2 separate regions of the Homo sapiens genome follow, and region 2 is linked to region 1. A link is an interaction called in ENCODE POLR2A ChIA-PET data of the cell type or tissue named here. Cell type or tissue: PC-3. All regions are shown on one strand. Links, peaks and the distances in the headings refer to the core of each region. The heading gives the core; the rest is flanking DNA.

Region 1 (2,913 bases), core at 288-2,787:
TGTATTTGATAAGAATGTCTGTGACTAGTGTTCATTTTATTATCTTTAATCCAACAGATAAAAAGCTATTTGTTTTCTTCCTGCAGAAACAAACTATAATTGCCACTCACCATGAAATTTGTGGTATCTCTGGTTTTCTTTATAGTTCTGCATCTCCATTTGATTCTGTATCAGTACCATTCCTGTATTTTAAATCTCAAATTTTGTCCATATTTATTTTTTGAAACTAGAAAAACAGTTTATATCAAAGTCAAAATAATAAGAATTTCAATTTAATTACACAGATATCGCTGTAACTTGTAAGTCTGCATAATATATTTAAATAAACATATTACAATGTTACATTTGTCCACAGAAAAATAATCATCCCACTGGAACCAATCCATTGACACCAACTAGGTGGGTGATGTGTTTATGTGAGATGCTAGAAATGGTACACTTGCCCAACACTTGCACAAGAACTCACAGTAATGCCCAATTTGATGCAAAGGTTACAGTGAACTGCAATGTGGTAGCGAGAAGAATGGCCTCCAACCATGACCTAATCCTGGGAACTTGTGAATATGTGACTTTATACCGCAGAAGGGAGAATTTGGGTTGCAAATTCAATTAAGGTTGCTAAGTGACCGATCTTGAAGTGAGGAGATTACCCTGCATTGATCCAGGTGGCCCAGTATAATCATAATGGTCCTTAAAAGTGGAGAATCTTTTGTGGCTGTGGTCAGATGGAGCTGTGGCTATGGTAGATATTCCGAGAGATTCAACATTTCTGGCTTTGCAGGAGGAGAAAGGGGCCATGAGCCAAGGAAAGCGGATGGTCTCTAGAAGCTGGAAAAGGCAAAGGGATTCTGTTCTGGAGCTTCCAGAGAGGAGTGCAGCCCTGCTGACACCTTCATTTTAGCCTGCAGGCCGCATTTTGAGCTTCTCACCTCCAGACCTGTAACATAAAAAGTGTGGGTTGCTTTATTTTGTTTTATTTTATTTTTGAGATAGGGTCTCACTCTGTCCCCCAGTTTGGAATGCACAGCTCACTGCAGCCTTGACCTCTCAGGCTCAAGCCATCCTCCCCACCTTAGCCTCCCAAGTAGCTGAGACTATAGGCACGTGTCACCATGCCTTACTAATTTTCTTAATTTTAATAGAGATGGGGTTTCACCATGTTGCTCAGTTGGGTCTTGAACTCCTGGACTCAAGTGATCCGCCCACCACAGCCTCCCGAAGTGCTGGGATTACAGGCCTGAGCCACTGTACCGAGCCTGTTGTTTTAAGTGACAAGGTTTCTGGTAATTCATCACAGTAGCAATTGGAAATGAATACAGTAAGTAGTTCTACAAAACAATAAAGTTGTCTTCATGGACAAATATGTTACTGTTCAGTTTTAAAGTTTAAGTTTATTAAACTTAAAAAATTCAATTCCTTGGCTACACTGGGTGCTGAAGAACCACATAATCCTAATGGCTACTGAATTGAACGGCTCAAGCCTAGCTGCTTTTCTGCAGCTAGTGGGAGGGCGGGTTGTGGGGGGACTCTGTCTGGGGGCATCTGACCCGTGTTTTAACTGCACGAGCTTTGAGAATGTGATTTGACTTTCAAGTTCTGCTTTAGAATTGCTTTTGGAGCCCCTTTATTTGGAAATGGTGCTCCACCAGTTGGCGAAGGGAGAAGGGAGTCTTAGAAGAAACTTTTGTCTTTGTTTTCTGGGACTCAGACCCAAGATAAAGCTTGTGGTTGCTGAGTAAGCATCTGATCTCCAGGATTTCCTGTGAACTTTTCCAGAGCCTGAATCTGCTCCAAGCAGGATGTTTGAAGGGGCTGGTGAACAACAGGAGTTTCTATTGGCTTTGATTTCCATCTCCTTGGGGTGTAACTGGCTGGAGATCCCCCCCGACCTCCGCCATGACCTGCAGCTCCCATCCAGTCCACCCTTAAGCCTGGGGTGGAGTTGGGGAGGGAGTTTGAATCAAGGCAGCTGCAGGAATTGTAGGAACCAAGGATTGCCAAAAATGAACCAAGGGAGGCTCTGGGGCACAGGGGCAGGGGGTGGCATGGAAGAGGCATGAGTCAGTGTTAGCTGTGGGGTCTGCTCCCTGGGCTTCTGTGATCCAGGAAAACACCTGAGATCCTCTTAGAGTTTGCTCTTGGTGGTGGTGGTGATGGTTGGGTGGGGGGGGGGGTAGTGCAGGGAGGAGTGGGGGGTGGGCGAGGACTCTGGGTGTTTTGGAGGAAACCCAACTCCTGTGCTCCTTTTAAAGTCCTTCCCAGCCATTCCTAGCAGAAAGCACGGCCTCTCTGGACTCTTTCCTCTTCTTTTTCCTCCCCTCTCCTCTCCTCCCAGACCCTCCTGCTTGTTCTCATCACTTCCCTCCCTCCCCTCTCTCTGCCCTTTCCCAACTCTACTCCCTCTCCTTTCTTCTCTTCTTCCCCCTGGTCTGCCCCACCGTGAGATGGCACAGAGATAAACCAGGAACGGGGATGCCACTCACTCTACTTGTTACTTAAAATTTTAAGCGACCAGGTGTGGTGGCTCATGCCTATAATCCCAGCAATTTGGGAGGCTGAGGCAAGTGGATCACCAGAGGTCAGGAGTTCGAGACCAGCCTGGCCAACATGGTAAAACCCAGTCTCTACTAAAAATACAAAAACTAGCCAGGTGTGGTGGCGGGCACCTGTAATCCCAGATACTTGGGAGGCTGAGGCAGGAGAATCGCTTGAACCCGGGAGGCAGAGATTGCAGAGAGCTGAGATCATGCCACTGCACTCCAGCCTGGGCTACAGAGCGAGACTCCTCAAAAAAAATTTTTTTTAAGCAACATATATTTGTCGAAAACCTCTGGGAAAAAAAGCATAAAAGGAAAATAAAAGCCACCTGTAACTGCCTAATTAGAGGAAAATGCTATGAATGTGGTGGTATAT
Region 2 (2,913 bases), core at 210-2,709, 71 kb before region 1:
CACGTTCTGGTTGGATGCTGAGATTTGAAGAAAAAAAAAAAACATGAACATGTTAGTTGGATTTCAACAAGCCAATCTCTGCTGATTGTTGAAAGCCAATCTCCCACGTCTTCGTGGTGGGCCCAACAGGAGAGGGAGAAGGAGACGGAGAAAGGCCCTCCTGTCGCTCTCATGTCCCTAACATTGACCCCTTTCCTCAAGGCCCCTGACCATCCTCAGCGCACGCCCCTCTGCCCCTCGAGTTTAGTGGTCGATCACTTCCCGGACTTGGTGGGGAAACTGAGACCCCAGATGTGGACACTTCAGGTGAGAACAGGAGCCCACCGCGTTGCCCGATCCCAGGCGTTACCAGATCTCATCCTGACCCACAAGGTTCATGCGTTCAGCCGCCGCGGTGCTGAGAGGTTTCTGCGCCATGAGGCCTGGGGGCTCTGTGCGCCCCGCAAGCTCTGGCCCTGGGCTCAGCGTCTCGCGTCTCCTGGGAGACCGGTTGCCAGGCAACGCAGGACTCGGAGGCGGAAATGGCTCTGCACCTGGCGAGGGTGGGGTCGCTGTGCTTTCGCCGCGTCGCTTGGGTCCGGGCTTGCTGCCATCCTTTGCTCACGTCTGGGCCCTTTGTCCACCTCTAGGCCCATTTGCTCATCTGTGGAAAACCTTGGGGAAACCTCCAGACCTAACACCCTAGACTTCTTTGAAAGTTTAAATCCGCAGTGGAAGTATGCACACCTACGAGTGGACAGACGCTCAAGTGTACAGAGCTTAATTGAGTATGTCAAAGAGAGGACTCGCCTGTAACCGTCACCTGGAGATTAGAAAACAAAGCATTGCCAGCCTCCCCCAGTGGCCCCCAGGGTCACCGTCCTCCCTGGCTCTCATTGACTTCCCTCTGCAAAGATTAGCTTTGCTGTGATTTGAACTTTGTGTGAGTGGAACCATCCAGATGTTCTCCTTTGTGCCTGGCTGCCTTTGCCCAGTGTCATGATTGAGAGAGCATCCCCGTTGCTGTGAGTGGCCCTAGCGTCCATTTCTGCTCCTGAACAGTATTTGCTGATGGGCGTTGCATTGAGTTTTTGGCCACCACAAAAGTGCTGCTAAAATATTACTGCACATGTCTTTGGAGAAAATATGCGTTTTGGTTGGCGTCCACTCTTTGTAACAATCCCTAAATGAAATTCACGGATAATGTTACCTCCAGACCCCACCACCCCACACTCTTTTTCCCTGCCTATAGGCAGTAATCACTCTATCGCTGGGGTGCTCAGCCAGTGTTTTTTGACTGATTCATTGACCCCCTAGGTTTCTACCATACCCCCATTGTTGTGGACCCAGAGCTGGAAAATGGCTCTGAGACAACAGCAAGGGGATCATCTACACGATGTAGGAGGACATTTTTCTGGCTGAGCAGCCATGAGATGAGCAGGTGTCCAGAGCCTGCCTCGGGGGACTGAGAGAGGAGGAAGCATGACTCAGTTGAGCTACAGGTCACCTCCTAGATAATTACCAGGGCACTGGTCTGGGAGGATGCCAGTGTGTGTATCCACCAGTTAGGTATCTGAGACTCTCCCTAGTCCATCTCCATGGCCTCTTCCCTTATCAACAGATTTGTACTTATGTGTGGTGTTTAGAGGGGAGCTCAGCTAGTGTGTTTTCCCTTCATAGCACATGGTGCTTTTCTTGGCTGTTGGAAATGCCTGGCCCACGCCCAGTATTAGGGTGGTCCCAACTGTCCCTCAGCTGGATTAGTGAGTGGGCAAGCAGAGGCTGGCATCGGAGCTGAATTGATTAATTAATGAATATATAACATCCCAGGTCCACGGCTGAGCCAACTGCAAGCTAGTGGGCTAGCAAGAGGGTGGACAGATCTCTAGGCAGGAAGCTGGGATTTTCTTCCTGGACTGTTCTCCAAGGTCTCCATTCTTACAACAGAGGGGAAGATATTCTGGGAGGAAATAAGTGGATGGCTAGGAAGAAAGATCCATTATGTAGTAAGAACAAATTCTGCTTTCCTCCTTGGGAGGTTTTGAGACATTTCTGTTAAGATGATTAATTAAGACTAAATTCATTAACAGTGCCAGACATCGAGGGTTCCTTCATCCTATGGACGTGTGTTGAGAGCTTTTGATGTGTCTGGTGCCAGGAGGGAGTCAGACCTGCAAGGTCTCTGCTTCCCTGGAGCTGGCACATCGAGTGGGAAGACAGATAATGAAGCCAGGAAACAAATGCACGTGTGACCTGGTGCCAGGGAGAGAGGCATGACGTGCTAGGAAGAGAGTCACACCAGGGCATGAGGCCAGTGGGGGCAGGGACAGGCCAGGGGCTGTGGGGCTGTGTTAAACAGGCGGTCAGGGCAGGTCTCTCTGAGGAGGAGACATGTGGGTGCAGATCTGGTGTGGAAGATCAGAAGAATTTCCCACAGAGCGGGTGGTGTGGAGTATAGTTCCCGAGGCAGGAGCAGCATGGGGTGTTTGAAGAATGCAAAGGGGGCCGGTGCAGCTGGAGGGTTCCATGGAAATGAAATGGGTGCAGAAATGGAGAAGCAGGCACTATGCGTCCCCCAGGAGTTCAATCTAGCAGGTAAGCAGATGTGAATGCAACTAAATGATAACGCAGCCTTATATACGAAATGACATAGGGTATATGTGATTCAGAGCCAGCCCCAGATGAGACAGAAGAGGACAGAGGAGGTGATGAGTGAGTTGGGTTTTCAAGGATGAATAAGAGTTTGCTAGTCTTCTCCATTCTCCTTGGCAATATCTGCACGGGGTAGCCTGGGTCCAGGACTAGAAATGGGTAGAGTACCGGATAAATGTCTGGGTTTTGGGATCCGACGTAGCTCAGGTCTCGGGTTTGCTGTGTGCCATCTCAGTGACCTTGTGCATATTGCTTAACAACTCTGAGCCCCCATTTCCTCAT

Evidence for each region. ChIA-PET counts read pairs that join two places held together with the same protein. Peaks named below come from ENCODE experiments on the same cell type or tissue, not always from the same donor. Only the 100,000 strongest peaks of a DNase experiment are listed, where the experiment ranks them.
Region 2: POLR2A ChIA-PET joins it to region 1 with 14 read pairs; 4 of 35 experiments call an interaction of 5 or more read pairs at or near these places.

Annotation. Positions count from the first base shown.
Region 1 is chr20:58,077,931-58,080,843 of GRCh38, reverse strand. No RefSeq gene overlaps it. Among named protein-coding and RNA genes, the nearest start is that of CIMIP1, 72 kb to the left of the region's middle. In PC-3, for the core only: no CTCF peak of the experiment used is centred there; a DNase peak (open chromatin) is centred at 1,763; H3K27ac peaks cover 1,512 bases.
Region 2 is chr20:58,148,469-58,151,381 of GRCh38, reverse strand. CIMIP1 (ciliary microtubule inner protein 1) reads right to left here and starts at 480. Exons shown (of 4, transcript NM_178456.3): 1 at 350-480. The coding sequence starts at 417. The region is part of intron 2 of LOC107985434 (a long non-coding RNA gene); the gene reads left to right. In PC-3, for the core only: no CTCF peak of the experiment used is centred there; a DNase peak (open chromatin) is centred at 1,491.